7 separate regions of the Homo sapiens genome follow, and all the other regions are linked to region 6. The links are chromatin loops, found by intact Hi-C in ENCODE. Cell type or tissue: A673. All regions are shown on one strand. Each heading gives the region's core, and the rest is flanking DNA. Links, peaks and the distances in the headings are about the cores only.

Region 1 (4,662 bases), core at 388-4,387, 1.5 Mb after region 6:
CTAAATCATGCTTCACAACTTATGGAAGAGATCTCTAGAAAACTCAGAGATCCCTTCACCTCTCTTCCCTTCACCTAAAATTATCTTCCAATTGGCTGACATGGAATATATTATGAATCTAGTCTATCGAATTGTATCCATAGTCTACCATTAGTGTCTTTTAAAGTTCTTGGACCAAATTAACTTGGACCATAAAAGTAAAGGAAAATTTTCCAAACCTAACATACTAGGGGAACAAATTGTCCTACTAAACAGGTATTTGGGATGCACCTAAATTATTTTAAATTTAAGTTTATATAAAATTAGATGCAACACATAATTATTTACCTTCTTGCATTGTAGGCAGTAGGCATAATGTAACATTATCCCTGAATCATTATTTATCTTCACTTGTAATATAGCAATGCTTTCAGAAGCTCCTGAAATATATAAGCTATACCTCCCTAAGGGAAAGAGCCATATACAAATTTTTTAAATTCTGTTTGACTGTGTATTTAACATTTTCTCTCTTCTTCCCTATTGGCAGGTATATTTTTGTAGTATCATTAGTAAATTTTGAACTATTCAATGAGGCATGCTTATTGATGCATGCTTTAGGATGTCTACTTTTTGTTCACTCATAAATGATTCAGACTTTTCTTCTTTCCCAGGCTTATTTGCATTCTGTGTGTTCAAAATTACTGGATAACTGAGCTCCAATTAGCTTAAAAAGTCTAGAAGTTAAATAATGGAAGGTTGGATCATGATTTCATGGCAGATCAGGTGAATTTTGTCATTATTACCAATAAGACAAACTTTCACTTCTTTGTCATTCTGTGCCTGACAAGTTGATCACTTCTTTTTTTGCTATATTCTTAATTATCCGTTGCCTTTCTCTTTCACAAAAATGTTAAATAGCTTTTTATGCCAGCCAACTCTTGATTAAAAGTCATTAAGATATGTTTAATGAATAACACAATGTCTGAGCTTAATTAAGTTTTAAAAAACACCTGTTTCCAAACTTACATAGGACAAAGTATTTTGTCAGTAGGAGAGAATGCCTCTGTGTACTTGGAAACAGATGGCTTGGTGGCATAACTTAATTCTGAATTTAATGTTAAGTTTTGATTAATTAAAGGCGTTTTGTTTGGATAATAAATTATTCCTCTCAAATTATAGGTTAAGGTTTGAAACAGCTTGCTGATCATTTGTCTTTTCAAAGTACAGAGTTGTTAAGATCCAAATTAACTGCCATATGCTGGATTTCTTTGTTTTGAAAGTGTTAAAAATGTATTTCAGTAGATAAATGGCCTGGTCAAGGACTCTGGGGGGAGTTAGTCAATGTTATTTGAGGATGTTCGTGCTCTGTCATCTATCTCAGAAGAAAGAATGATCCTGTTACAATAGGGTGACAACCAGGGACATACTAATAAAGCGGTGTAGGTTCTATAAGGAATCTTTTCTCTGGTTATCTGTAGGGTGAACAATAGTCACTAGAACAATGGTAAATCAAGCACCAAGTTCTTGAAAGGGTGGTAAATAATCAATTCCATCTGCTCCTTAGGATGAACTGGGTTACTACTGTCACAATTTAGCATCATTTTCTGCTCTGCATATTCACACCTGGATCAGATTGTTTCCCATTTCCACTGATAGCTTGACACCATTGAAGCAATAGTGTGGCACTTGCTACGAATAGCACCAGACTCAGAGAATGGCAGAAGGATTAGGAGTTAGTATATTCTCCTAAGTCAGTCTGTATATATAGGCTTCCCATTCATTTCTAGGAAATGGAGAGAGAAAAATTACAGCACGCCAAAGAGAACTTATTCAAGAAGACCTGTCCATGAAACACAATTCAAGATGGGTAACACAGAACAAAGAGCCTCAAATAGCATTAACGACATTTGTTGAGCTGCAAAAGGAAGTAAAAGGTCAAGAAAGGTGTGAGTTTAAAGTATTATGTTCCTTTTTTTCCAGTCATTTTAGCCCATGGAAACTTTTCACACTTTACTTTTGTGAAGAATAGCATTTGTGATTCACATGACCTCATGCGCTGATCTTGTTTGGTCACAATGAAAGTGTCCCTGACCTATAGCCGGTTTCTTTAGGAACAAAGTTTTCAGAAACACTAATCTTCTTCTCTGGTCAAATCTTCCACGAGCCAACAGACTGCCAGGAAATGTCTGCTGCCAGCCACCAAATACTGAAAACAGGGCTTCTAGTGCCATCACATGGCCCAAATAGGAATTAAACAATTGTTAGTGTCTATTCAGCACTCACTCTTTGTCATTATTTTAAGCACATATAACCCCCACAACAACCATATGAACTCTGCATCATTATTATGCCATAATACAGATTTGGAAGCAAATGCACAGACAGGTTAAGTATCTTTATTATACTGATTTGATGGAAATATCAGATGTGTGGAAGTTGGGGGATGATACGGTAGAGATAGGCATATTGACAACAGGAAAAGTCACAGCTGACAGTCTGATATAATGGAAGGGCATGTAAAAACCAAGAATAATCCTCTATTTCCATTGTCCCTGTTCTTCCCAGGTTCCTTTTCCTTTCTTCACACTGAAGAGTGTTTGAGAGGTGCCTGAGGGCTTGGAGATCAGTAATAAGAGGTGAACAGAGGAGATATTCCAAGACACAGTGACAATGTGCTTACCAGTGGCCAAGGATGTGGGTAGGTTAGGAGATGCCACATGGAAGCATTCTGGCTGTGTGCTCACTAGCACCCAAGGATACAGCATTTGAGGGTAGAGGAAGCTACACAAAGCACTTTGGCAGTTTAGGTTACAAGATGCTAAAGGGGATGGGTGCAGAGGTAGCAGATGAAAAGGGAGCACAGTTGTAAGACTGATAATATTGAACAAATAAGTGTATAAAAAATACACTATGGATAGTGAAAGCCAAGTTTCTAACTGGAGAAAGTAATTCAAAATACTGAAAGGGTAGAAAGAAATATGTCCATTGATTTGTCAGAATATAATTAGAGTTATGGTTATTAACCTATATGAGACATATACATATATATGCATGTATATATGTGTGTGTGTGTATATATATATACACACACTTATGTACGTGAAAATTTCTGAATATACATACTTATATGTATGCATACATATATGTTCATATATTACATTCCTTGATCTTCCAGAAAACCTAGAAATAATGAAAGTGAAGGCATCTCACTAGAAATGAACATACCCAGCACCCAGATGTTGATATCTAAATATCACCAGGGGTCTTTAAATAAATATTTTTGAAATGCTACATTCAAGGGCTCTAAGAAAAAAATAAGATGGGCCTACAACATATTGTGGTAAATCCTAAAAGAACATTGGCAACATGTCAAGAGGCCACAAGAGCCAGCTTGAAGGGACTCCTTCTGGACAAACATGGTACAATTAGAACATCAAAGTAAATAATGATAGTGATGGATTGCACCACACTGAGTAAAATAGAAATCCATGAGTTCACACTGATATAAATGAATGTATGAATAAATGTATAGTTGATGGTGAGAGTGGAAAGCTCTTCCTTGTGGTAGAATGCCCATAATAAATGTAGGGGGAAAAAGAAATTGAACATCAGAGTTTAGCACTCATCATGTTGCTAGTTGTTTCATGTAATAGTCAATAATTGAGGCTAAAGCTAATAAGCAAAGGTTTAATGAAGAACAGGGCATTGGCATACTCTGGAAAAATATTTATTGATTACCAAAAATATTGTGAATTTACAGTGAGGCAGACATTATGGGACCAGGCATTTATGGTTAACATCATTAGTGGTGGGATGGACAGATATTGTCTGTCCCTGATATGATGCTATAAAGAAGACCTCAAAATTATTTTTTAAAATCATTTAAAGTGTTATGCGTCTGATTATGAGGTGACACTGGACAGATGCAATTAGGGATCATCCTACAAAATATAAGATGTATAGATTTTAAATCTATCCAGGATATTAAATACAGAGAAAGACTAATAAACATGTAGTTTGGAGAAGACTGAATTGACACAGCAATTAAGTTAATGGGTATTCCTAGATGACATTCTGGACCAGAAAGAAAGTGTCATATCAGCATTGATTTTCTGATTTGGAAGTGTTTATAGTAGTTAGATAGGAGACATTATTTGGTTGAAATAAGCACTGAAGCATTTAGGGGTGTTGGAGATATCCTATCTGCAGCTTGCTTTTAAACAGTTGAAAACAAAAGATTGATGATGACATACATATGTGTTTGTGTGTGGAGAGAGATATAAGGAGGCTATAGAGCAAATGAAGTAGAAAAGAATTTTAACAGTGGGGTTATCTGAGTGGATAGAAAAGGTGTCCTTGCACTGCCCAATGCTCCCCTCTTATCTGCAGCTTTCCCTTCATGGTTTCAGTTACCTGAGGTCAACCATGGTTTGAAAATATTAAATGGAAAATCCCAGAAATAAACAACTTGTAAGTTTTAAATTGTATGCCATTCTGAGTATCCTGATGAAATCTCAACCATCCCACTGTGTCCATTTATTATCCCTTTGTCCGGCATGTTTATGCATCTGCATCACCCACCTGTTAGTCACTTAATAGCTATCTGGGTTATCAGATTAATTGCTGGTGTATCACAGGCCTTGGGTCCAAGTAACCCTTATTTTACTTAATAATCCCAGCACT
Region 2 (4,662 bases), core at 249-4,248, 250 kb after region 6:
CCCTTCCTGCGCAGCTGTGGTTCTGATTTAAATATCATTTCTTGAGAGCCACATAGGAGGTTATTGACTCATGTTTCTAGCTATTGCCAAAACAACCACAGTCATTTGGAAAAAAAAAAAAAGCAACAAAAGTTTTGCAGAGATACTTGCTATTAGGTTAATTTGCAAAGCATATCCTGGATGCTTTCCCCTTACCTTAGAACTTTTTGTAAAAGATTCAGGAAGTTTCTGGCATTTTCTCCCTTTTTAACTTTTTCTTCTTTTATCCTGGAAAAGAGTAGAGAGAAGACTGGTGTATAATGAATGTTGAATGATGAGTAAGAATGATTTTCCTTCAAAGTCAGGGTTGGCAGCTGGTCACTCACTGAGTGATAATAGCAATAAAAACAAAAGCTAACACTGATGGACTGCTTACCATGTGCCACACATATTGTTCAAAATGCCTTCATTATTTGATTCAACTTATTTTATCCTTATTATAATGCTACAAGAGGTTGAGCAATTTTCCCAGCTCTTAAGGGCCAGATCCAGGATTCCAACTCCAGCATCTTCCTTTCAGAACCTAGGACAGTAACCACTCAACCACACAGCATTTTGTTATAGAATGTAGCTGATTTCCCTGAACTTTCTTCTTGGTGATCATTGTTACAGTTGCTCCTGTCCTCAATGTTGAAGAATACATATGTAATCTGGATCTCTAAAATTTTATGTGATATTAATTGCTTTACTCTGATGTACAGAGATATTCAGATAAAGGATGTCCTGGGATTATGAGATTGACTAAGATATGGCGATAGAAAAGAGTCCAGGACTTCTCAAGATTGGTGATCCCAGTGTCAAAAACTTTCCAATGGCTAGAAGCACCTCTCTATTTTGTGACAAAGGAACAGTTTATTGTGAGAAATGTTGTCTAAGAGACCAGAGACTCCCCTGTGCCACTTGTGTGCTATGAGACCCTGGGCAAATTACTTTTCTTCCAGAGATCTCAGTTTGGTCCACTTTACAATCATCTTTGTGTTTTCTTCTTGCTTCAATCATTTAGGAATTTAAACATTGTTTTTCCACATGACTCTTCTTGGAGAGTAGAATAGCTAACCCTACATATAGATAAGAGCCAGGGCAGGCTTGGACTTTCACCTCCATGTCCCAAGTGAGCCCTCCTCTTTTGTCTTTATGGTGGGTCAGTGCTGAATGGCAAAGCAGACAGAGCTGCCTCCAAGACAGCTCATCACTGGCAGGAAATCATTCTAGTTCCTGGCATTACACCTACACATTCTCTTTCATTGCCCATTTCTCCACTCCCAGTCATAACAGATGGGGGGCAGGGGGGCGGGTCCTTGTCCTATAGGCCTATTCAACTAGGAAGGTCTGGGGAGTGGAGACAGAGATGTGGAAAGAACTGTAAGAATGGTCCTCAGAGCTGCTTCACAGCTAGTGAGGCTGGATGAAGAGGTGGTCCGTGGTATTAAAGAAAATACGATCATCATCAGCTCAACAACCATCACTTACCCCCAGGTCTCATCACCAAATACAAAAATAGCACCTGTTTCTGTACCTTGCACTCTTTGTTGACACTTCTTCCTCGATTTATTTTCCTGTTAATTTTTCTGTACATGTTAAATACATTTAAATAAGTTCCACTAGCATAAGCATTAAAGCAAGATAAACTTCACTATTCAATTTGCTTTGGGCTATCAGAGATGTCAGTCAAGATTGTGCAAGTAGATGAAGAATGTGGAGATGGGCTTGGGTGGGTGTCACCTGAGGACTGGAAGAGGAAAGGGCAGGAGGAGAAATCAACACCCAGATCATCAATCAAACCCCCCATCTTTTAGGTCACAAGAGTCTCTCTTTCCCATTTTCTAAGAAGGATTTAGTGTGGAAGAGGCCATAAAAGTGTGTTTCTTTGGCATTCTTAAGTCTAAATAACCCGGTTGGGCTGAAAACCTCTGTCCAACACAGTTTCACTGTTAAGATGTGTGAGTGTCAAACCCACCACGGTGGCATGTGCCTGCAGTTTAGCTGCTTGATGCTGAGGTGGGAGGATGGCTTGAGGCTGGAGTTTGAGACAACACTATGCAACAAAGGAAGACTACATCTCAAAAAAAAAAAAAAAGTACGAGAGTCAAAACTACAGAGCCTCAGGTTTCCAGTTAATATGGAATGTGAGAATGAGACTTCCGCCCAATTCCCCAATTCCTCCCTCCTCAGTCTCTGTCGTTTGATTCTTTGGGTATGACAACTTAGCACGTAGAATAAGCTCACTTAATGTTAGTTAAATGGACTTATAAAATTCACAACATTGAGAATTTCGAGAAAATAGGGGCAACAAAAAGAGTAGGAAGGTAACCATGCAAAAAGCCTCCCCACCCTAACCAGCTCATGCACATACATAAAACACAAGAAAGTTAAACAAAATTTCATGATGTAGTTTGTAGTTTGTCTTGGTGAAAGAAATTAAATGATTTGCAATGAATTTCAACCCTTTGGCAGAATTAATGGACCTATTGCTGTGCAGACACTGCTGCTTGAAGGCAATGGAATTGGAAATTTCCATGCACCAGGGCTCCCTGGCCAGCAGATGGCGATGTTTCTTAGTTTTACAGGAAGATGCCAGGCCAGAGGCCGTTAGTTATGCAGGGCGTGTTTATCAGATGGCTGTTAAATCGGTTCAAAATCTGTAAAGGATGGCAGATCAGCTCTTATTTATTTATTTTTACTTAGAGTTGATGAATTCAGTAAAATTTCATGATGGGAGAATGAACGCTGTGCCTTTGTGTTGGGGATGGGAGCAGAGGACGACCAGTATCCAAAATGGTTGGGTAGCTGCGTTTTATCTCTCTCAGTTGCTTTTTAAAATGAGATTCTTCTCGCGCTGCCTTCTAGCAGCCTGGATTTAGTCAATGTGGGACCAAAGGGCACATTGGCAGCAGTTTTGTTCATTTTCTTTTACGTTTCTTTGTAAGTGGGCTTGTCTTCCCGGGTCAACCACTTGGCTCGCAGATCCTGGGGCAGAGGCAAAATCTGGGTGAGGCTGGGTCGGGAGCCAGGGCAGGGCTGCTCAGAGTTGAGGAATGGGAGGGAGGAGAGCTGCTTCTAGGCTCTTTCTCAGCCACGTGGGAGAATTGGAGATGGATCCACTTTCTCCTCCCTGAGCCCAGCAGCTATTGCACTGAGAGCCAGCATCCCTCTGGAAAGAGGCCGAACCATTTTAAGCAGAGGGAAAGAAATTTGTGGAGTAAATTGGTCTTAAAATACTGCCTGCTCTGTGTGCTGACCCATTAAGGGATATGGCACCACTTGGGATCCAGGATATTCAGTTTCTTGATTTGGAAGTGTCACTAGCCTACTGTGTGATGTTGGACTTGTTTTTTCATCTGTAATGTGAACACTTTGATAGAAATCTTACACCCATAGTTAAATTTGTATTCTTCTGAACTAGCAACTCTGGTGATACAGGAGAATTTTTAGATGACCAATTAAGACAGAATATTTAGGGGTGGGACCTTGGCGTGCACCTTTTTTAAACAAGCTGTCCAGTTGATGTAAATGTTCAGGTGGGCTTGAGAACTGTTGCTCTAACCAGGGGATCTCAAAGGGAAGTCTCAGGACAGCAGCATCAGCCTCACCTGAAACCTTTATTATTATGATTATTTTTGATGCAGAGCCTCGATCTGTCACCCAGGATGGAATGCAGTGGCGTGATCTTGGCTCACTGTAACCTCGGCCTCCCAGGTTCAAGCGACTCTCCTTCCTCAGCCTCCCAAGTAGCTGGGATTTCAGGCGCCCGCCACCACACCCGGCTAATTTTTGTATTTTCAGTAGAGACAGGGTTTCACCATGTTGGCCAGGCTGGTCTGGAACGCCTGACCTCAAGTGATCCGCCCCTCTCGGCCTCCCAAAGCGCTGGGATTACAGGTGTAAGCCACCACGTCTGGCCCAAAAGCTTTTCAGAAAAGCAAATTATTAGTTGCCCTAATCAGAATCAGAAATTCTGAGGGTGAGACCCCAAAATCTGTTTTAACAAGCACTCAAGGTGATTTGGATGCAAGCTAAAGCTTGAAACCTACTGTCGTGTTTGGAAGGATGAAACTTCCCCGTACCTTTTGCATAAATGGGGCTGGGGATTACTTCTGGGAATGGGATGTAAACCCGGTGTTATATGTCATTTCCTGGGCTAAACGTTTAGTTGTTCGTGTATGACCTTTCATTTTCTCATCTAGGTAAGTTGTGTGATTTTAAATAGAGAGAAATGCAGCATGCTGGAGCTTCTGCTAGTTTGGACCCCAGAGTTGCTACATTAACATCTTGTAAATGAAACAAAACAAAACAAAAATTTTTATGTTAAATGACTGAAATTTTGTGGCTGTTTGTTCTTGTATTATAGCTTATCCTATCCTGATGAATACAAGTATTAATGCTGTAGTTCTGATGATTTGGTTTGATTAGTGCTGATAAGAAGAGGAGGGACTTCCCCATCCCTCCTCAGTCACCAAACATCCATTTCACAGTTCTTCTAAGAATATATATTTAGGTTTAACATACTGGGATAATTTGAGAAAAGCTTCTATATCTGGTTGTGGGTTGCACGTGCCAAAAATGGGAATGGAATTGAAAAAATATTCAGTCTCATGTCCTGATGTATTCAAATATCTATATTTG
Region 3 (4,662 bases), core at 403-4,402, 220 kb after region 6:
CTAAATATGATAGGTCTTGATTTTATTTCTTCTATCTGCCTGAGCTCAGCATAATGTAGCTATTTTATTTTCATTTCTCTTTCTCCCTGTAATATTAAAAAGATCATAATTACAAGATGTCAACAAAAAACTCAGCAGCAGGAAAAATCTCAGGAGTATAGAACAACAATCTATTGAAATGCCTTCTCCCAAAACAAGTAGCCAACAAAAATAGTGGCTATCATTTATTTAATAGTTGGAAAGTAATTTTCTTTATAACAAAGTGTTGGACTTTCATTTGTAAAGGGATAGGGAGTACATATGTTTATCCAGGCTAGGTCTCACAGATGAACCAACTAGGGTGACCCCTGGTGGGTAAGTTGAAGACCTCTGAAGAGGTTGCTTGTCTGCCAAGTCAGAAATCAAGCAACCTCCATAAGTTAGAATAATAAGACCCAGACTTCTCTCCTTCTGATGTGTCTGATGGGGGCCCACAGTAGGATGAACTTGCTTTTGTCACTAAGTGGCTCCCTGGAATACTCTGGTAAGTAACTTTTTCACTGAGGCAGTCAGGAACAGCAAGATTTTAATGAGCAACTTGGCCAAGGCTTCTCAAACTGTAATGTACATATGAATCACCTGAGGGGCTTGTTAAAATGTAGGCTCTGATGAGGTCAGCCTAAGCCTGAGAGTCTGTAGTTCTAACAAGTTCCCGGGTAATACCAATGCTACTGGTCCACAAGAGATACTTTGCTAGGCCACAAGCAAAATAAGTGAGTAAGCAATAAAGGGCTGCTTGTTCTGTGACAGACATCTTAGAAATAATTGGCTCACTTTATCACATTTCAGTAGATTGGTTTATTAGATTACTCAGCTGTAATCTAAGGGCGATATGTAATTATAATCTAAGTATGTAACGTGTAATCTCAGGAAAATGTGTAATGTAAGGACAATGGTGGAGAGTGGGTAATTTGAAATTCCTTTCTGTGTCTTCCTGATTCACAGGAGATTTTCTGTAAGATGGGCACCCTGTGCAGGCCAGGCTGGGCACAGCAGGAGGCATGATCAATGAATGCATTCAGGTTTCTACACCCCTCTTTAGGGAAGAGGCAGAAAGACAAATGCAGCTTATTTTCTCCAGCTCAGTATCTCTTTGTGTAACATGCAGGAGGGAGAATGTGAAGGATAGAAAATATTAAGTGGGGCAGAATATGCTAAAGTAGGTCAAGGGAGAAAATGAAATAGAGTATTTTTTCTATTCTCAGAAAATGCTGTTAAAATTAGAACTGCCACAGATCACAAGATCAGTGTTGTAAACATTTTTTTTCCAGGCAAAAAAACTCTCAGCTACCAAAACTTCGATTATTAGGTAAGGATTTGAACAAAGATGTGTGTCATGTACTGTGCAAGATGTGTGTGGTGTTGGTTTGGGAGCAGAGGGTGCCTATGTCTTTGGCCAGGCCATGTCCTTGGTAAAATGTACATGTAGTCAAACTGTGTCCAGCAGCTGCACTTTCTCTAACTCCTCTCTTTCTTCACACTCTTTCACACATGTCTGTTTCTCTTTGTTTAAATTAATTCACACTAAGATGTTAATGACATTACATATTACCTTTCATAAGAGTGTTTATATTTATCTTACTTTCTAAAATTAGAAAGCAATTTACGTTTGCTGTGGTATTGTTAGTATTCTGAGGTAATACTTATTCCAAAGTACTAGATTAGATTAGATTTTATGGCATGTTGATTCTGCTGGTCTGAAAATCCTTTCTTCCTAGCACTATAAAATCATTACTTGTGCCCTTCCACATGAAGGGCTTTCTTGCCTACACACACACACACACACGTGCGCGCACACACACACACACACAAAGCCCCACCTTGTTTCTTAATGGATCATAAAAAAAGATTCTATAAAATTCTGGGCTGGCCCTTCCTTCCTTCCTTCCTTCCTTCCTTCCTTCCTTCCTTCCGTCCTTCCTTCCTCTCTCTCTTTCTCTCTTTTCCTTCCTTCCTCTCTCTCTCTTTCTCTCTCTCTCTCTCCTTTTCTTTCTCTGACAGCATCTTGCTCTGTCATCCAGAATGAAGTGCAGTGGCATCGTGATCATAGCTTACTGCAGCCTCCAACTTCTGGCCTCATATGATCTTCCCACCTCAGCCTCCCAACGTGCTAGGATTATAAGCATCAGCCACCACACCCAGCTCTGGAATCCATATTTTAAAAGGCAGTTTTATTATATCAGGTCTGACTCTGCCCATTTGCTTTCCTCTTATTGTCCTGTGGGTTCCTCCCACGCCTTTCAGGAAGCCTGACAGCCGGACAGGTGGGACATGTCTCATTAGACTCAGAGTTTGCATTTCAATGAGGAGAGGATATAGTAAAGTTCAGTATACAATACACCAACAACAATAATTCCTGCAAATGAGATGGTCAGGGAGCAGTATATCCACCATCAGGTTCTCTGTCTAATCTGTTTTTATGTTTAGTCTTTGTCTCATTTCCTTATAAATGAATACAGGTGATATCACCATGATTTTTTCATACTGAATCTGGAGACTGAAATCTCGAGTGGGTCTGACTGAACTTTAAATCTTCCTGATGAAGCTTGGGGAGGGATAGCAGGACTGGAAGATCAACTGGGGCTGAGGAACCCTGTTAGGCTTAGAAATTGAGAATATGTTGTTTGTGGGACCAGGTTCCAGGTTCCTAGATGAGTAAGCAAAAATTAAATCATCAGCAGTAACAACACAAGAGATTTACTGTGGAATCAGGTACGTTCTGATGGGCCCTCTATTGCTCAGAAGATAGATACACCCCAGTAATTGGATAGCTCAGCTGGAAACATCTTAAGAGAAAAGTGCTCCTTGTCTCATGCAGTTCTGAGTAGCAGAAGGATGGTCCCAGTAGGAAAATGCATCTCTTGACTACACTTTGCACAGGTGTGAACATTACCCACTGGTGAGTAATGTCAGGTGAAAATGGCTCTGTTGTCACTGAGCGTCCCAGATGGAAGTCTTGAGCCCCTTTCACACTCTGGCTTTTGAAAAATATTTTTCTCTGAAAGACATTTTATTTTTTAATAAATGAAGAGCTATGAGTCATCCTGCTTTAGAACTGGAAGAGAAAATTTACTTCTGCTATAATTAAACAATAATTATTATTCTTTCCTCTGAGGGAGAACTCTGGGAGATAAACAACTCCCAGATAAATAAGGCTTAGAGAACATGGGCCAAGGCTTCTGTTGATTCACAATATATTTATCTCTCTCTTCCTCCCAAATAAAAAATAATGATAGTAATTATTTTTAAAAATGTTTCCCTTTTTTAATCATTTAAAATTGCTGTTTTCCAGTCTACTCAAGCAGTAATTGCTTTTGTGGCCCTGGTGTAACTTGTGGAGAGGATAGGGATAGAATGAGCAGTTGAGAAAATCTACTCCCTAGGCAGCAACTCCAAGGCACCAATTAGTATGAGCTGACCTTTAACTTGGTGAATAGTAGGAGGCAAGAGGACTTGACCAGGGTATGAAAACCTGGGTTTTGCCACTTCTTACCTGTGCATAGATTTGGTGGCAAGTCATTTAATTTCTTGGAGGATTGTTACTCTTTTAACAAATGGTTATAATTCTTAATTTATCTACCTCACTCTGTTTATCTTAAATGACTATATATATATATACATAAAAATTACTGTAAAGTATACAAATTAGGGTGGTCATGGAACTTTGAGATTAAAAGCATTCTACAGGCCAGGCGCCGTGGCTCATGCCTGTAATCCCAGCACTTTGGGAGGCTGAGGCGGGCGGATCACAAGGTCAGGAGATGGAGATCAACCTGGCTAACATGGTGAAACCCTGTCTCTAATAAAAATACAAAAAATTAGCCGGGCGTAGTGGCGGGCGCTTGTAGTCCCGGCTACTCCGGAGGCTGAGGCAGGAGAATGGCGTGAACTCGGGAGGCGGAGCTTGTGGTGAGCTGAGATAGTAGCGCCACTGCACTCCAGCCTGGGGGACAGAGTGAGACTCCATCTCAAAAAAAAAAAAAAGCATTTTACAAAGAGAATGCTGGCCCTAAGTATTTTCGCATTTTCCAGTTTCCTTAAGTTGGAAGCAAAGCAAACCAGCCCTGGAATTCCTTCCTGAAGAAATTTGGAAGTGACATTTGTGGGGATACATAGATAAGGAGTCATCTAAAATTAAAAAGGATTCTTGAAGTTTTCATGGCACATACAGTGCTGTCAGCTCTTTCTCAAGGGTGGGGACTGAAAGGAGCTACATCACATTTGGGTAAAAAATGGAGTAAACTGCCAAGGCCTTCATTAGAGCATAAGGTAGTATATTGTAGTTATTAAGCAGGTGCCTGGAGGGGTCAGTCAATCCACGGCTTACTCATTACCTGGGGATAATATTAAAATATCTACCTAATATCCTATGAATAAAATGAGATCGTCCAAGTAAAGTACATAGGAAATTGCCAGGCACATAAAATATACTTAATAAATGGTTTATAGGGATGGCTCTATTAATTTTACAGAGAGTACATTTCTGACTTCATAGTATAATTTGAGGAGCATTGAAAAACCTGTTGATCCAAGTATTTCCCTTTTCAATATTTCTCAGTGCTTTCCCCTACTCTTTTCATATTCGAAATCTTCTCATTCCATGAGAACTAGCTATGATTTAAC
Region 4 (4,662 bases), core at 421-4,420, 1.5 Mb after region 6:
GCACTCCTTCCTTTTCCAATGGGTAGATACATAGACAAGCATATATATATGTCCTGCAATAGCTGTTAAGAGGAGAAACTTTTTTACAGGAAGTGTTCAATGTTAAAAGAGCATGAATCTAATCCTGAATGGCCATGTTTCCTGCCATGTGAACAGAGACTACAATTAGCATAAAGTCAGGCAGAACTTATGTGGAGAGAGAGAGAAAGAGAGAGAGACGGGGAAAGAAACCCAGGTGACATAATTTTATCCCTGAATCCAGGAGCAAATGGACCAAGCAGAAATATTTAGAAGTGGGAGATAAAGAGGCAGAGCTCTTATAATCTCATTTGAACAACTAGACTCAACTGAACTGAAGCCAATTTCATCCTTGAATTTTTTGGTTGTATCTACTAATATATAAATATATTTTCATTTTTTTTTTCTTGAGCTGGTTTGAGTTGATTGTCTTTTCTACTGCCTTAAAGCCATTTTTTTTCAGGCTACTGCAACAAATTACTTTAGATTAGTTGACTTAAACAACAAACATTTACTTTTCATAATTCTAGGGGCTGGAAAGTAGAAGATTAAGGTGCTGGCAGGTCCACTGTCTGGTGAAGACCTTTTTTCTGGTTGAAAGGTTACTTAATGTTTTCTTGTATCCTCACATGGTGAAGAGGAAAGAGAGGGAGAGCAAGCTCTCTTGTCTCTTGTAAGGAGGGCACTAATCTCATCATGAAGACTTCACCCTCATGACCTAATTGTCTCTCAAAGGCCCAACCTCCTAATATCATCCTATTGGGGATTAGGATTTCAACATATTAAACTTCTGGGGGATATAAGCATGTAATGCATAACAACCTCCAGTCAAAATTTTTCTACTTATTTGACTTTGCTTTATTCTAAAAATCTATTTTAACTTCGAGTTCAGGTTTCACACTAATGGATCATTCTATTGTTACTGACCAATCCTTTTAACAAATTCCACTAGAGTCCAAGATGCGCCCATTTCTACTGAATTTCATGACATAGAACTATGCTCTTCTGATTTAGAGATTATATCTGATTCTAGCTTTATTACTCATGGCTATAGAGAGAAATTAGCTGGAGAGCTATTTGAAGTCATTCTTCTAACCAAAGCTCTGATTTTTCAATTTCTGACCAAACTTGTATGAATCAGGGAGCTCCATCACCACTTTGATTTCTTATAAAGTGTTACATTTGACTGAGTCATGGAGATGTCATTGTCAGACCTGGAGGTTGGTTAGTGGTGGGAGGCCATATTCTTTTTGCCTAACAATGTTTTAGAGGCATGGTGTGAAAATGTTTATATCATTTAAAGTCATTTTTTCTAAAGAGGCCATTTGAGCCTCAATACAAGAAGCCTCTGCGGTGGCTCACGCCTGTAATCCCAGCACTTTGGGAGGCCGAGGCGGGTGGATCATGAGGTCAGGAGATCGAGACCATCCTGGCTAACAAGGTGAAACCCCGTCTCTACTAAAAATACAAAAAAAAATTAGCCGGGCGCGGTGGCGGGCGCCTGTAGTCCCAGCTACTGGGGAGGCTGAGGCAGGAGAATGGCGTGAACCCGGGAAGCGGAGCTTGCAGTGAGCCGAGACTGCGCCACTGCAGTCCGCAGTCCGGCCTGGGCGACAGAGCGAGACTCCGTCTCAAAAAAAAAAAAAAAAAAGAAGCCTCTGAATGTATCCTTCTTTCTTGCCTCAACTTGGGCTATAAATAAGTCAAGTGATCCATCTACTCATTTGATGGAGCTAATATTTTGCCAGTTTAAGTATGTACCTAATTATATGCAAAACTTTTAAAGATTTGTAAAACAAAAGAAATACTGTGATAGCAAGAATAAGATTAATTAATCTCTATAAGTCACCCCAAAACTTACTGAGTCTCTCTCCCTTTCTTTTTCTCTGGAAGATTATTATCTCTTTAGTCTTCCTCTGTGGAATTCTCAATGCTGTTGTTTTTTTCTTTCCCCCATTTCCCTTTCTCATTATTTCTCTTTGCTTACATTTATTTCTCTTTGCTTACATTTCTCCATTCTTTCTTCAACTTCCTTTTTTCTATATTCCTTTTCTCTTTTTCTGTTTGTGTCATCTTCCTTCTGTCTCTCTTCCACTAACATTTTATTTTTATATTTTTTATTCTCTATGCTCTAATGTCTTTTCTGCTCTTGCATATTAATGACTCATATTTGACAGGTTTTTATATATAAATATATCACAGAGATTAGCCCATTTTCTCTGATAGTTGAGCTAGTAGAATTTTCTATGTAATTCTTAAAATAAGGCTTTATTGTTTGAGTGAACCTGGAAAAGCTCTGCTACAGCATGTTTTTTCCAAGATGTAGGCCTGTCTACATTTCAGGAAATCAAATCCGTATGCCACCTGGTGGCTATCAAGAAAAGTACAGCCAGAAACAAAACTACCTTCAACAAAATCAGTGGCATATCCCAATACACTGAGGTAATGCATGGTTTATTCTATTCATACAGTGCATGTGATGACATGATGTCATTCATCTGAACCTCACCACTGAGCAGTACTACCATCAGCTAGACAGGGATTTGTTATACCTTTCATACTTCCTAATTCCCCATTTCTTAGGGGAAAAAATCACTTTCCTCATTTCCTGTCTTCTCTAGTCATTCATATAAAATCAGAAAATTCCAGAACTGTTAAGGGAAATGAAAAGTATCTAATGCAAACTTATGATATCCAGCCAAGAAGTTAGTGGTGGATCTATGAGTAGAACACAGGCTTCTTTCTTCCCTGTAAAATGCTTTCTGACATTATTTTCACCTTCCTCTCAGGGAGCTTAGTTAAATTAAGACAAGATGTAGTTAGGAGAAATAAATAAGAAGCATAAACAAAGGAAAGGGAATACCATGAAATCTATGAATAAATTTGGGTTACTTCTTATGGTTTTTGTTATTTGAAATGAAGATTTTATTTATATAGTTGATCAAAACAAAGTAGTGTAGAAGTTGTTTGCCGTACTCTAGTGGAAATTTTCTAAGAGGAATGGCATCAACTGAGAAGGAACAAGGCAGAGGAAAACCTGGGGCTGAAGAAAGAGACTGGATTGTGGGGAGTGGTAGGGGTTCATTAGCCAGGATCCAAGTATGTCAAAAATTGGTATATTACCAAATATCCAGAGAGTTGCGATTTTCTGGGAAAAGTAGTTCATCAGAAGTAGAGATGGTGAGCAGTATTCATAATCAGGTGAGGCAGCTACATCAGGCTTCTAGTTGGGTCTTAAATGGCAGAGTTGCATTTATTTCTAGGTAGAGGAATTACTGGAAAGAATTAGAATAGCTCTGTGTAAGGGTCTTAATTTTACTGATGCCATAGGAGACCTGCATTCTTGAATTTAATTGTGCTATGGGTGAAAAATTCAGGGCAACGGTTTACCGTTTCAGTGTGGGACAACACAGAAGTGTTATGGAATACTTGGTGTGTCGCTTCACCAGCTGGAAACCTCTGTGACCAGTGGCAGCTTTGCCTGAATTTTACTCTGACCTTCTGGGCTCCTTCTGCCCACTCAGCCTGGCAGGCTGCATTTGGCTCATGCTATTGGCCTGGATCCTATGCCTGCCAAGGAAAAGCCAGGCACAGAGTGACCAGGGGAATGTGAGCAAGCATGGGGTCTAGCCACTGCGCACAGCCAGGCACGCCAGTGCTGACAGGGTGGGCAGCACCAGCTGCTGGAACAGGACCCAGCTCCCTATGAGGCTGTGGCTGGACCAGGCTCACCGAGAGCAGCTTCCATGGCTGGCACCAGGGAACACAGGGGTGCCTGGAAGCTTGGAGGCTCCAGGAACTGCAGGGCTCCAAAAAGGGAGTCACAGCCCTGGCTTAGGGAGTTAAAGGGCTGTAGTGCTTCTCTCCTTAGCCTGTAACGTGGTGAGCAAGGGGCGTGTGTCAGCCCTATTGGTGTTACTGCTCTTTTAGCCCCGCCATTTGGCTGGTCCCAAGTCTTGTCTTGCATCCAGGAAGAACGATGTAGGCAGACAAGTGGAGGATGAGCAAAACAAAGAGGAACTTTATTGAGGGATAGAACAGCTCAGAGGAGAGCCACAGTGGGTAGCTCCTCTTTGTAATCAGGGTGTCCTGATGAGTGTCCAGCTCTTAGCAGAGAGGGTAGCTCCTCTCTGCAGGCGGGTCTTCACATCATCTCTTCTGGTCTGGCTGAGTCCAGGGCTTTTCATGGGTCTAGAGGAGAGGAAGTGCATGCTGATTGGTCCATGGGCGGCCACGGCGGGCCCAGAGAAAGCACCACAAGTTCCCACTCCGGTATGTGGGACCAGCAGCCCAGCCCCCAGGCTTCAGGCCCTCCCCGGCTTGAAGGTGGAGCTTCACCTGGGACCTGCCCTCTTTCACCCAGGAGCCTGTCTGCTTCCTGCCTCCATTCGTGGCACCCAGGCTGTTCACGACAAGGGGCACCTGCAGGCCAGCACTGAGCTGCCCTCAGCTCCCCCATCAGCTTCCCTCCCATGCTCATCTGTGCCCAAAGCCTGGAGGGGGCCGAAGCAGCAGGAGGCTGGCATGTTAGCTCTGCCCGAGCATGTGCACACCTGGCCTGGCTGCCACAGCTTCTGGCCTTGGCCCCAGATTTGCTCCAAGATCAGAGTGGGTGCCAGGAATGGGGAGAGGCCAGGCAGCGGA
Region 5 (4,662 bases), core at 249-4,248, 540 kb after region 6:
ACTTATATGTATCTTCCCTTTTGTTCTTTGTGAATCTAATTAGTGGTCAGTTAATCTTGTTCATTTTTTCAAAAAACCAACATTTAGGCTGTTGATTTTTTTGTATGGAATATTGGGTCTCAATCTTGCCTATTTATGCTCTAATTTTATTTATTTTCTTCTGCTAGCTTTGGGCTTAGTTTGTTCTTGTTTTTCTAGTTTCTCTAGGTGTGATGTTAGATCATTAATTAGAGATCTTTCTAACTTTTGTGGTAGGTGTTGAATGCTATGAGCCTTCCTCTTAACACTGCTTTTGCTGCATCCCAGAGATTTTGGTATGTTCTGTCTCTGTCTTCATTCATTTCAGTTTTTTTTTCCTTTTGCCTTAATTTCACTGTTTACCTAAAAGTCCTTCAGGAGCAAGTCATTTAATTTCCATGTAATTGTGTGGTTTTGAGGGATCTTCTTGGTATTTATTTCTGTTTTTATTCCACTGTGGTCTGAAAGTGTGATTGCTATGGTTCTGATATTTTGGAATTTATTGAGGCTTGCCCTATGACCAAGCATGTGGTCAATCTTGGAGTATGTTCTGTGTGCAGATGAGAAAAATGTATATTCTGTGGTTGATGGATGGAGAATTCTGTAGATGTCCATTAAGTCCTATTGGTCAAGTGTCAAATTTAAGTTTAAAATATTTTTATTAGTTTTCTGCCGTGATGATCTGTCTAATGCTGACAGTGGAATGAAGCCCTCCACTATTATTGTGTGGCTAAGTATTTTCATAACTCTGGAAGGTCCAGTTTTGTGAATCTGGGTACTCTTATTTTGGGTGCATATATCTTTATGGTATTTAAGTCTTACTGTTGAATTGATTCCTTTATCAGCATGTAATGCCCTTCTTTGTCTCTTTTTACTGTTGTTGGTTTAAAGTCTATTTAATCTGAAATAAAAATAGTGATGCCTTCTTTTTTTGTTTGTTTGTTTTGTTTTCTGTTTATGTTGTAAATCCTTCTCCATCCCTTTATCTTGAACCTATAGGTGTCATGTGTGAGATGGGTCTCTTGAAGACTATAGACAGATGGGTCTTGTTTTTTTCATTCAACTTGCCACTCTGTACCTTTTAAGGGGGGCACTTAGACTATTTACATTCAAAGTTGATATATGAGGCTTTGATTCAATTGTGAAGTTGTTGGCTGGTTGCTTTGTAGTTTCTGTTATATGGTTCCCTTATAGGGTCTTTGGGCCATGCACTTAAGTGTGCTTTTGTGGTAACAGGTATTGTTCTTTAGTTTATATATTTAAAACTCTCTTAAGGATCTCTTTAATGCTAGTCTAGTGGTAATGAATTTTCCCTTAGTGCTTGATTGTCTGGAAAATATTTTATTTCTCATTCACTTATGAAGCTTAGTTTGGCAGGATATGAAATTATTGATTAGAATTCCTTTTCTTTAAGAATGTTGAAAATAATCCCTCAATTTCTCCTGGCTATTAAGATTTCTGCTGTGAAGTCCACTGTCAACCTAATGAGGCTTTGTACATGATCTGACCTTTTTCTCTAGCTGCCTTTAAGATTTTCTCTTTAGTGTTGACCTTGAAGAGTCTGGTGACAATATGCCTTGGTTCTCTTTGTTTTGAGTAGTATCTCACAGGTGTTCTCTGAATTTCTTGTATCTATACGTCCACCTCTCTAGCATGTTCAGGGAAATTTTCTTGAATTATTCTCTCAAATATGTTTTCCAGGTTGTTTACTTTTTCTCCCTCTTTCTCAGGAATGCCAATAATTGATAGGTTTGGTTACTTTACATAATCCCATATTTCTTGACTTATAAACAAAGTATTTCAATTGTATTTTGAAATTCCTTAAGTGAGTTTTTCAACTCTGGAAGCTCTGATTGATTTCTTTATAAGATTTTATCTCTTCCTGCATTTTCTGCGTTGCTTTAGCATTTTCCTTGTGTTGATTTTCAACCTTGTTTTTGAGCTTGTTGAGCTTCCTTGAAATCCGTGCTTTGAATTCTTTATCTGTCATTCCTGAGTTTCCATTTTGGTTAGGAACTGTTGCTGGAGAGCTAGTGCAATCCTTTGGTGATGGTATCTCATTCATATTTTTCATGGTGCCGGAATTCTCGTGCCGAATCTTTGTCATCTGGATACACTTGCACTTTTAATTTTTGTAATCATTTTTCTCCAGGTAGAATTTTTTTCTTTCTTTCCCATTATTTTCTTTTCCCTTTGCCCCCCTTTTTAGGGGGTGTAATTGTAGAGCATACTGGGTAGGATCTTTTGGGTTAGCTTCCATAAACCCATGCATTTCTTTTGGCAGGTTTTATATAGGGTTATGCAGTTCAACCTACAAGCCAGTAGATGGCACTTATGGGTAAGAGCCGGCTGGCTGCGCCAAAGTGGCTGGGTACATATTTGATCCATGTTTATTGGGAGAAGCTCTTTGTTGCCTGAGGCAATGAGCTGTGTGTCCCCCCTGCCCCCCCGGAGTCTCGCTCTGTCGCGCAAGCTGGAGTGCAGCAGCACCATCTCTCGGCTCCCTGCAACCTCCGCCTCCCTGGTTCAAGCGATTCTCCTGCCTCAGCCTCCCGAGTAGCTGGGATTAGAGGCATGCGCCACCACGCCTAGCTAATTTTTGTATTTTCAGTAGAGACGGGGTTTCACCATATTGGGCAGGCTGGTCTCAAACTCCTGACCTCGTGATCTGCCCGCCTCGGCCTCCCAAAGTGCTGGGATTACAGGCGTGAGCCATCGCGCCCGGCCAATGAGCTGATCTTAGAGTGCACGGTGATTTGAGCTCCCTGCTCAGCCCCGGGAGGAGATGGAGACCAAGATGGATGGAGCCAGACCTGGCAGTTCTGCCTACAGGTCCACCAATGGCAGGAAAAAGCACCAGCGCCAAGAGAAAATCCAGTGGGTAGGCACCAAGCACCCTGAGTGTGCCTAGGTGTGGAGCCAGGAAACCCTCTCAACCACAAGTTTTCTGCACAGGGATGGGAGATGGCCTAAACTCCTAATCCAGGTGAGAAGGTGCTCCAGATGCCTGGAGATCTGCCTGCGCATGCAGAAGAGAGGCCCCCACTGCACTGTGATCTACGTCCATGAAGGGTGGGGCAGCTCAGGCTGTTGGTCCAGGCAAGCAGGTGCTCTAAACACCTGCACTTCCACCCGGAGGTGGAGCAGAGAGGGTCCTGCTGCACTACAACCTCAGGGGAGCAGGCTGGGGCAAACAGCAATGGCACACTCAGATGGATTATAGGTTGCCAAGGTGGCCCTGGTTGCAAGTCTCACTGTCCAAGAGAAACTGTAGCTGCAGCAGATCTCCTCCTGGGTAGCGCGCAATTACAGCAACTACTGTTGAAGTGCTTTCCACAGTTCTGGCTGTGGAGGCCCTTATCTTCGCTCCAGAGCAGGTGTTCCAATCTTTTGCATGATACTAAAATGCCTGAATGGCCCTGCTGAAAGGTTGCCAAAGGATGGCTGACTTTGTATATGCCCAGATTAAAAATGATGTCCTGCTTTTGGTACTGGGTCTGCAAAAATGTCAGCAGCTTTTCCAGTGTCTTTCCATCAGAGCATTTCTAAGCCTCTCCTCAAGTTAGTTCCAGAGCTTGGGAGAAACAAAGTTCTCTCCCTTGGCCTGGGTTGCTCAGGTTCCCAGTGGAAAGGCGAATCACAGAGGGAGGCTCTCTGCTTCTCTCACGTACAGGAGCTTCACTGTTTTATCAGCAAGACGGCATCACAGGGGCTGTTTGCCAGCATTCTCCTCCCTGGGATCATGAGGTGTCCTTCTTGATTGCAGTACATTCCCATTTTCCTTCTTGAAGTAAAGCTCACAGAGTATAGCCACTTGTTATTTCCAAATGGCTGAGGCATGCTAAAAGTCTCTAATCTGCCAATTTGGAAAAAAAAGAAAAAGAAAAAGAAAAACCTAATTGCTTTTCTTTATCTATTAGCATTATTATGAATTTTTTTTATTTAGCCTGTTGTGATGGATTTATCTGGGATAAATGCCACTTGTTTTGGTTTCATTCTATACATTGTTGAATTTTATTTGCTAATATTTTGTTGAGCATTTTCTGTATCTATTGTTTATTAGAGATGCTGGTCTATAGTTCTCTGTTATTGTAATGTCTTTGTCTGGTTTTGATATTTGGGTGATACTGGCCTCATGGAATGAGTTAAAAAAGTATTTTGTCTCCTTCTATCTTCTGAAAGAGATGGCAGAGAATTAGTATAATTTCTTCCTTAAGTGTTTGGTAGAATTTACAAGGGAACCCATCTGGGCCTCGTGTTTTCTTTAGTAGATATAGACATATTCAGATAGTTTTTGACTCCTGTGTAAGTTTTAGCAGATTGTGACTTTTAAGGAATTGATCCATTTCATCTAGATTTTTAAATTTGTGAACATAGATTTGCTCACAGTGTTTCTCAATACTACGGTCTGAATATTTGTGTCTCCTCCAAATTCATATGTTAAGATCAAAATGTGCTAGGCAGTGGTATTAGGAGGTGAAGGCTTTGTGAAGTGATTAGGTTATGATGAGAGAACTCCCATTAATGGGATTATTGCTATCATAAAAAAAGATCTAAGGGAGCTCATTCACCCATTCCAGTATATCAGGAAGTTGGGCCACCCTTACTAGACATCAAATCTCCTGATGCCTCCATCTTGTACTT
Region 6 (4,000 bases), core at 1-4,000:
GCTCTCTACTTATTACTGTATTGTTTATAGCACTTATCACTAGCTGAAGTTACCTTTTTTGTTTAATTCAACAACTATTTATTGAACAGCTAGTAGATGCTGGGAATACCAAAGTTAACAGAAGAGACAGAAATCCTTGCTCTCCTAGAGCTTGTTGAGTTCTTATCATCATCTTCTCCCCTTCAGGATGCAAGTTCCATGAGAGCAGGAACCTTTGTCCATTGGGGTTACCCCCATGCCTCTGGACCTTGAACACCACCTAGCTAAAGTGTTCAATAAATCAGTGTTGAATTAATGATGAATAAATACTTCTGCTCTTCCATGAACCTGTCTGGGCTAAATAATTCAAGTTTCTTCCGCTTTCTGCAGAAAGCAGATGTTTACGTTACTCTTTAAATTGGTCTCTCAAAACATTTTCTGTTTTGTTTGTATTTCTCCAAATTGTGATAATAATAATTTAACATAATACATCAAGAATAATCTATTAATATAATGGTCCTATTAATTTATAATTTGGAATGTCATATATTCAGTTTTTAATTATTACATATGAAAAATCATCTGTTAGAACTTGCATGGGTGATGTCATGTCTGTGTCAAAGCCAGTCAATCTCCTTAATAACCAAGACCAAAAGAATATAATCAGAGTGTCATGCAGATTCTTGGCTGATTTGCTCATTTAGCAGAGGATATTTATAAAACATTATGGTGTATTTGGAGAGAATTGTAATTTGGAAGTTTTCATGTGTTATTTTCATTAGCTCTTTTTTATTGGTTGAATCTTTTAACCACAAGAATCAAGCAACCAAAATGATTCCATTTTTTTCCAGATTGTAATCATTTACAACTACAATGGAATTCTTTAATATAAAAATAATGCTAAATGACGAGTTAATGGGTGCAGCACACCAACATGGCACATGTATACATATGTAACAAACCTGCACGTTGTGCACATGTACCCTAAAACTTAAAGTATAATAATAATAATAAAATAAAAAATAAAATAAATAAAAAAGAATTTGCCAGTGGAAAAAAAGGTAGTATTACATCTGTAATTTTATATTCACAAGTTCTACTTGATTCTTTTTTTGGAAATTGATAAACAATCAGACAGTGTAAAAAACCTTTTTCTGTTATACTTTGAAAAGTGCCCTTGTGTGTATTTGTGTGTGTGCGTATGTGTGTTTTGATGGGGGTATTTAAGAGTGAAACTGGAAGGAAGAATCTGCGTAATACACTTTTTTGGCCCAGGTCTCAGTTACTTGTTTAATGGAAATTGAATTAAATTTCAGAAACAGAAGCTTTAAGCTTTTGTTAACAGTTTTCCACTAGAGGGTGCTCCAGATTTGCTTTTTCAAAACCAAGATTTTACCCTAAAACGTGCATAAGTAAGATGCACATTTTTTTCCTATTAAAACAGCAGTTCATTTTTTCTTAACTGCTCTGTAATTATTTCATCCAGTTACATTATGCAGTTAGCATTTTATATCTTTCTTACTGGATACATGTTTTCAAGTTTTTAGTTTTGGTTTGGATGAAATTAGATTCTATAAGGAGAGACTGAGTATGTCAAGACAAATAGAAGTATAATGCATTCTTCAAGTTCTAACAATTTATAATAATTTTAAAAAGTTTGTGTCTCTAGTCATTTTTACTGAGAGTTTGTATTTCAAAGTGGTTTTAAGTTACATTTCATATATGTTATAAATAGACTTTGTATAGTTCAAAGTGAATTTTGAATGTGGTTCAGTGCAGGAAATATATTCCAATGTTTTTAGTTTAAAAAATGCCTCGACTGTCATGAAGACTTGTCCATTGTATATTTTGAGTTTATTATGCCTTCAAATTGAAAACTTTGGGTTCTCTTACATAACTGTCCAATCTTTCAATGGCTGATGGAGCATTTTTTAATAATCAAGTAACATTTTTCTTATTCTGCAAAATACAATACCTTTGTTTTCTGTACTCCTTTGCCAGCCCAAGCAGGTTTAGAGTCTAAGATTCTGCTTTAGATTAAAGTGGTTTTGAATTTCAATCAGACTTCCACTGTTTCATCTGTGTCCAGTTCTTTGATATGGGGGATGGAGCAGAAGAAGGAGCCACGCAGATTTCATTTCACTGATATTTTTTGGGGACTTAAACCAGACAAACTATTCTACCCTGTAAATATAGATGAAATAGAAAATGATCCAGCTAAGAACTCTGGGCATGTGAAAGAAAATGATTCGCTGCATATAGAGAATGTCAAAATCTATACAAGAGTAATGTTCTCAAATGCAAAATATTAGTCTCAATTATGGATTTCCCAGACCTTTTTTTGGCCCATGCTTTGTTTTTGAATACTTCTAGCTTGGTTGAAGTTTACTCAGCTTGCACAGCAGAGGGCGCTGTGTATCCACCATAAATGTAAAAGTGTAGCGATTGTATTGTCAGTGTATTGTCATGTGATTAATTATAACGCTGTTTTCTTGAAACAAGTTTGGGGTGAATGATATTTTACTTATTAGTGCATTACTATTGAATTCTTTTTTCATTATTACTATAGAATTCTTTGGACAAGAAATTACAAAGCTAGGCTGTGGTGTGGAGTTGAAAAATAATAGATTTTTTCCCAAGAATCATTGTCCTTAGGAGAAGCTTTAAAAAGCTTACTTAGGGCGATCAGTTGTGACAGGATTCAAATGAAACATGGTTTGAGTTTATCCCAGCTCTTTGGAGAAAGGTTAATTTTTTTGTTTTTATTTTTGGGAGTTTGAGGAAAGAGGGGAAGGCAGTATAACTGAAAAATATGTTCACTGCTTATGGTATACTTTTTAATGCAATCAGTATTTGAAATTCATTTGTAAATAACTGAAAAATGTTCACAAAAGTAAAGAGGGAACTGGTATCTGTACTAAATGGAAAGTTCATTGTGAGTCCTAAGGATGGCCCTCCTGATCTTGAGTTGCCATTTGTGAGAGAGGTAGTAGCTTTTCTGTCTGCCTTGCCACTTTAGAGTAATACACTTTGAAACTTTTCTCAGAAAGCTCAACATAAAGAAAAATGGTTATTCTTATTTTTATCTTAATTGGACATTTTCTTTCAATATAGCTCCTGTAATACAGGGTTCTCTAGAGGGACAGAACTAATGGTATATATATATATATATATATATATATATATATATATATATATATATATATATATATATATATATAAAGGGGAATTTATTAAGTATTAACTCATACATTCACAAGGTCCCATTATAGGCTGTCTGCAGGCTGAGGAGCAAGGAGAGCCAGTCTGAGTTCCAAAACTGAAGAACTTGGAGTCGGATGTTCGAGGGTAGGAAACATTCAGCACGAGAGAAAGATGTAGGCTGGGAGGCTGGGCAAGTCTCTCTTTTCACATTTTTCTGTCTGCTTTTATCCTAGCTGCCCTGGCAGCTGATTAGTTTGTGCCCATCTAGATTAAAGGTCTGCCTTTCCCAACCCACTGACTCAAATATTAATCTCCTTTGGCAGCACCCTCACAGACACACCCAGGATCAATACTTTGTATCCTTCAATCCAGTCAAGTTGACAGTCAGTATTAACATCACAGCTTCTATCCTGATTTTCTGTATTATTCTTTAATTTTATGTGAAAATGATTATTTTTTAGACCAAGAAACAGTCTTTCAGAGTGGCTAATTTGTTTGGCTCTAAAGGCAAATTTTTGCATTTATTTTGCCCCTCCCCCATTGGGTGACTTTGGGTAAGTTACATAATATGCCAGTAACTCAGTCTCTTCTTCTGAATCTGTAAATAATAATAGAACCTCTCTCCTAGTGGTGCTGTGAGGTTTGAATGAGATAAGTAGACTTTTGCTTGGTATTGAGCACATAATAAACATTCCTTAAGGGCTATTAGGTTTTCTTTGCTTGTTTGTTTTACCACCATGAGATGAATAATGCCTTTTTTTTTTTAAACTTATGTAGTTCTTATTTGGACTCATACTATTAGAGAGAAGAAAATAGT
Region 7 (4,662 bases), core at 413-4,412, 62 kb after region 6:
AATCTCGCCCTGACCTTCTGTCTGTGATCTTTTGTCGCCCTTGAAGCATGTGATCTCTGTGACCCACACCCTATTCGTACACTCCCTCCCCTTTGAAAATTGCTAATAAAAACTTGCTGATTTTACAGCTCAGGGGGCATTATGGAACCTGCCAACATGTGATGTCTCCCCAGGACACCCAGCTTTAAAATTTCTCTCTTTTGTACTCTTTCCCTTTATTTCTCAAACCGGCTGACACTTAGGGAAAGAGAAAAGAACCTACATTGAAATATTGGGGGCTGAATTTTCCCCGATAACAAATAAACCTGCCTTTGGCTCTGGAGGGAGTGATCTTCTAAGGCTGTTAGCTATACAAACATATTTAGGAAGACAGTCAAGAACAAAGGGAGTTGGGCCTCTGTTTCTAAGATATGCAGAAACAAGAAAGAGCCATAGAGAATTGTCTCACTGCAAATGACATACACATTCTTTGTTGATGAAATAATATCCGCTAAAAGCCTACTGTATATTAAGTGCTGTTTGTTTTACAACGGCTCAGTGACAAAAGTCAATACATTGCTGTATTAGTCCATTGTCATACTGCTATGAAGAAATACCCAAGACTGGGCAATTTATAAAGAAAAAGATATTTAATGGGCTCACAGTTCCACGTGGCTGGGGAGGCCTCACAATCATGGCAGAAGGCGAAGGAGAAGCAAAGGCATGCCTTATATGGTGGCAGGCAAGAGCACGTGTGCAGGGGAGCTGCCCTTTATAAAACCATTGGATTTCATAAGACTTATTCACTATCACGAGAACAGCATGGGAGAAACCCGCTGCCATTATTCAGTTACCTCCCACCGGGTTCCTCTGACGACATGTGGGGTTATGGGAGCTACAGTTCAAGATGAGATTTAGGTGGGGACACAGCCAAACCACATAGAATCAAGAGTTCTTTGGTAACATCCTCCAGAATTTCTCTCCTTTGAGAATACAGATGAACGTTTCTAGATTGAGCTCACTTTCTTTTACTGGTAAACTTGCCAGACTTAATGTTTTTAAGGTTTCTCCCTCCCCAACTTTTAAAAATATTTGCCATTGAGCACTTACTATGTGCTAGGCACACTGAAGCTTTTCATGACTTAGTGCCTGCCTATCTCTGTTTTACAGATAAAGAAACTTCTGCCCAAGTGTTAAGGCAGCTTAACCAGGGTTACATGGGTGTAGACTGTTGCCAATCTCAACTACGAAAAAAAGCAAAGTGTGTCTTTGATGCAATTTTGCCTTCTTGAAATATATTTACCTTCTTCAAATACTTGGAGGGGGAGGAATGAGTACAAATGGAATGGGGAAGTGAGAAGCAGAAACAGAAAAACTGAGAAAAAAAATTCTCTTCACATTTTTTAGTCACCATTTAAGCTGCTATATATACACAGTGTGCTTGGGGAAAGCTGTAAAATAATTAATAGTGCATGGGAGGAACATTTGTATTTCAATTGTCTACATTTAAGGAACGCTTTGCATATCTGTTCAAGGCTTCCAATCATGGCCTTTAACATGAATGAGGGAGGAGGAGACAAAGGAGGCCCAGAGGCTAGAGAAAGCCTCAGACAGGGCACATCAATCGCCATAGAATCCCAGACCTGACCTTGTTGCCAAGCCTCGAAGTCCAAGTCTGGTTATCTGTGTTTTTTCACTGAGAATGAAGTTCTGTTTGTGGCCTCTTCTGTGGTTTACCCATGATTGCATCAGAACGGTGCCCATAATTTTCCTTTATAATTGGCTTATGTGGGCCACATGCAATAAAGGTTATTGGACTCTAACCAGTCACTTCATAAACTTTCAGATGCACTAATTAGGTTTATATGTGCCACAATCCTAGAAGGAGAGAAAACCAATAACTTTCAGCCAAAACTTATCTGAATTCTCAGGGCCTAGAGAATTCTGCTTTGTTAGAGTAAAAATTAGCTTTCATCTTTCAAGTGCAGCTATGAACTAATAATAAAGACCCTGAGGGTTTTCAGTACTTCATATTTTTCACCCCTGTAGCTAAGAAAGTAGACAGAATAGGCACTATTATCTCCAATTTCATGCACGAGGCCGCTGATGGCAGTTTAAATGTCTTCCCAGAAGCCATTCAGCTAATTGTTGGTAAAACTGAAACCAGAAACAAAATCCTTCCACTAGATGGCGGTGCTCACTAAGCTAGAGGCTTGGGTGGTCCGGCCAACTGTCTAGGGCTTGTTTCTCAGCACAGAAGCCTGAAACGTTTTTTGTTTTTTTGTTTTTCCCCTGAAATAACTAAAAGAAGAAAGCTACATTATATGTTCTAAGATTTTCCATAACTTCTCTCCATTCCACTATAATTTAATGTGGTTAGTATCATAATGCGTATCTGAACAGGGTGTTTCTGGAATAAGCTGCTCTTTTTATAGAGGATGGTGTTTTGGAGGCAGTATTTATAAAGTAAATTTCTGAAGATTGGGTTGTATTTTATACTTTAATTTACATGATTAAAATGGATATGGGCATCAAGAAAAGAAATCCTACGTCTCATACAAAATATGGACTTACAGAAACAAAGATAAGGACTTAAAATAATACTGTTGAAAGAAAATCATACCATTTGGATACGGTCTAGATAACAAGAATCACTCAGAATAAATCCCAAGGAAAAATACTGTCTTGAAACTTCATTCCCCCTGATTTGCAGTTGTACGAGGAACAATGTAATAATATGTAAAATTCTAGTTTCTCTGTGTTCAGTTAATATGCTCATTCTATTCTAAATATTCTTTAAAAGCAACCCTGTTAAGTTTATAATATAAAAAATATCAGCCATGTGTTGGGTTTAATATATGTTACTGTGCTGCTACCTGTTTGTTGACAGTTTGCATATTAAGTATTTCTGTCCTGGTACTGTTGAGACTTGCTTTTCAAAATAACCTTGTGTTTTCTATTTAATAGACTTATTTTTTAGAGTAGTTTTAGGTTTACAAAAAAATTACACAGAAAGAGAGCTTTTTATCCTTCTCCCCCAAGTTTCCTCATTGTTAACATCTTACATTTGTGTTGTACATTTGTATTACTCAGTTCTCATGTTGCTAATAAAGACATACCCTAGACTGGGTAATTTATAAAGAAAAAGAGGTTTAATGGACTCACAGTTCCACATGGCTGCGGAGACCTCCTAATCATGGCAGAAGGCAAAAGAGAAGCAAAGACACATCTTACATGGTGGCGGCAAGAGAATGCATGCAGGGGAACTGACCTTTATAAAACCATCAGGTCTTGTGAGACTTATTCACTATCACAAGAACAGCACAGGAAAACCTGCCCCCAGGATTCAGTGACGTCCTGCTGGGTCTCCCCCACAACATGTGGGGATTATGGGAGCTGCAATTTGAGATGAGATTCAGTTGGGGCACAACCAAACTATATCAATATTTGTTAAAATTGATGAAGCAATATTGATGCACATTATTGTTAACTAAAGTTGATAGTTTAAGGTTTACTCTTTGTGTTATACAGTTCTATATTTTTGAAAATGTATAGTGTCATATATTCACCATTATAGCATCATACAGAATAGTTTCACTGTCCTAAATGTTCCCTGTGCTCCATCAATAGAACGCATTCCACCTTCTTGCAGCCCCCAGACCTTGGGAATCACTGGCCTTTTTACTGGCTCTATAGTTTTGCCTTTTCCTGAATGTTGTATTATTGGGATCACAGAGTAGTTATCCTCTTCAGACCGGCTTCTTTCACTCAGCAATATGTGTAAGATTCCTCCATGCCTTTCATGTCTGCTGGCTCTTATTTAAAAATTGCTGAATAATACTCCATTGCATGAATGTACCATAGTTTATCAATTCATTTGGTGAATTGCTATGAAGTTTGCTTCTAATTTTTCGCACCTATGAAGAAAGCTACTATAACTATTATATGGACACAAGTTTTCAACTCACTTTGATAAATATTTAGGAGCATGATTGCTGGATAGTGTAAGTAATAGGAAAGAGATATGCTGGGTAGGTAAGAGAATGTTTAGTTTTATAAGAAACTGCCAAACTGTCAAAGTGACTATGATTTTGCATTCCTAACAGCAATGAATGAGAGTTCCTGTTGTTCCATATCCTCACTAGCATTTGGTATTGACAGTGTTCTGGATTTTAGCCATTCTAATAGGTATGCAGAGGTATCTCGTTGTTGTTTTAATTTGTAATTCCCTAATGACATAAGATGTTGAATATGTTTGCAAATGCTCATTTGCCATCTGTATGTCTTCTTTGGTGAGGCGTCTGTACACATCTTCTGCCCATTTTTAAATTGGGTTATTTGTTTTCTTATTGTTGAGTTTTAAGAGTTCTTCGTATATTTGGAGTACATGTCCTTTAATAGATATATCTTTACAAATATTTTCTCCCAGTCTATGGCTTGTCTTTTAATTCTCTTTAAAGGACTTGTTTCTTAAGACCTATTTTAAAGCTAATGGGAACATTTGACTCATTTGACATAGAAAAAGATCTTTTCCTGTAACCTCTTCATTTGTAAGAAACCTCTGGATTTCAAGTCAGGCTCTGCTTCAAGATAAAGGAAGACAGTTTCCTCTCTCAGCGTCAATTTTCTTATGTGTAAATACAATAACTTGAGTTGGGTTATTTCTAAGATTGCTTGTAGCTT

Evidence for each region. A loop is a pair of places that touch in the nucleus more often than their neighbours do. Peaks named below come from ENCODE experiments on the same cell type or tissue, not always from the same donor. Only the 100,000 strongest peaks of a DNase experiment are listed, where the experiment ranks them.
Region 1: a loop joins it to region 6, with 9 times the contacts of the local background. A loop is called at or near these places in 31 of 110 quality-filtered maps.
Region 2: a loop joins it to region 6, with 7 times the contacts of the local background. A loop is called at or near these places in 6 of 110 quality-filtered maps.
Region 3: a loop joins it to region 6, with 7 times the contacts of the local background. A loop is called at or near these places in 9 of 110 quality-filtered maps.
Region 4: a loop joins it to region 6, with 4 times the contacts of the local background. A loop is called at or near these places in 15 of 110 quality-filtered maps.
Region 5: a loop joins it to region 6, with 4 times the contacts of the local background. A loop is called at or near these places in 2 of 110 quality-filtered maps.
Region 7: a loop joins it to region 6, with 6 times the contacts of the local background. A loop is called at or near these places in 14 of 110 quality-filtered maps.

The regions. Positions count from the first base shown.
Region 1 is chr18:43,561,804-43,566,465 of GRCh38, forward strand. No RefSeq gene overlaps it. Among named protein-coding and RNA genes, the nearest start is that of SYT4, 290 kb to the left of the region's middle. In A673, for the core only: a CTCF peak has its summit at 2,213; a DNase peak (open chromatin) is centred at 2,178.
Region 2 is chr18:42,296,359-42,301,020 of GRCh38, forward strand. All of the region lies in intron 3 of LINC00907 (long intergenic non-protein coding RNA 907), which reads left to right. Among named protein-coding and RNA genes, the nearest start is that of LINC00907, 110 kb to the left of the region's middle. In A673, for the core only: a CTCF peak has its summit at 2,583 (motif pointing right); a DNase peak (open chromatin) is centred at 2,603.
Region 3 is chr18:42,274,299-42,278,960 of GRCh38, forward strand. All of the region lies in intron 3 of LINC00907 (long intergenic non-protein coding RNA 907), which reads left to right. Among named protein-coding and RNA genes, the nearest start is that of LINC00907, 90 kb to the left of the region's middle. In A673, for the core only: no CTCF peak of the experiment used is centred there; DNase peaks (open chromatin) are centred at 613, 1,033, 1,843 and 1,983; H3K27ac peaks cover 3,762 bases.
Region 4 is chr18:43,585,367-43,590,028 of GRCh38, forward strand. No RefSeq gene overlaps it. Among named protein-coding and RNA genes, the nearest start is that of SYT4, 310 kb to the left of the region's middle. RefSeq lists an enhancer at 3,181-3,820. In A673, for the core only: a CTCF peak has its summit at 2,399 (motif pointing left); a DNase peak (open chromatin) is centred at 2,395; H3K27ac peaks cover 1,345 bases.
Region 5 is chr18:42,594,047-42,598,708 of GRCh38, forward strand. All of the region lies in intron 7 of LINC00907 (long intergenic non-protein coding RNA 907), which reads left to right. Among named protein-coding and RNA genes, the nearest start is that of LINC00907, 410 kb to the left of the region's middle. In A673, for the core only: a CTCF peak has its summit at 2,333 (motif pointing right); a DNase peak (open chromatin) is centred at 2,395.
Region 6 is chr18:42,050,993-42,054,992 of GRCh38, forward strand. The region is part of intron 21 of PIK3C3 (phosphatidylinositol 3-kinase catalytic subunit type 3); the gene reads left to right. Among named protein-coding and RNA genes, the nearest start is that of PIK3C3, 98 kb to the left of the region's middle. In A673, for the core only: CTCF peaks have their summits at 1,352 (motif pointing right) and 2,378 (motif pointing right); a DNase peak (open chromatin) is centred at 2,389; H3K27ac peaks cover 1,550 bases.
Region 7 is chr18:42,112,359-42,117,020 of GRCh38, forward strand. No RefSeq gene overlaps it. Among named protein-coding and RNA genes, the nearest start is that of LINC00907, 72 kb to the right of the region's middle. RefSeq lists an enhancer at 1,467-1,606. In A673, for the core only: a CTCF peak has its summit at 2,153 (motif pointing right); DNase peaks (open chromatin) are centred at 1,773 and 2,163; H3K27ac peaks cover 2,380 bases.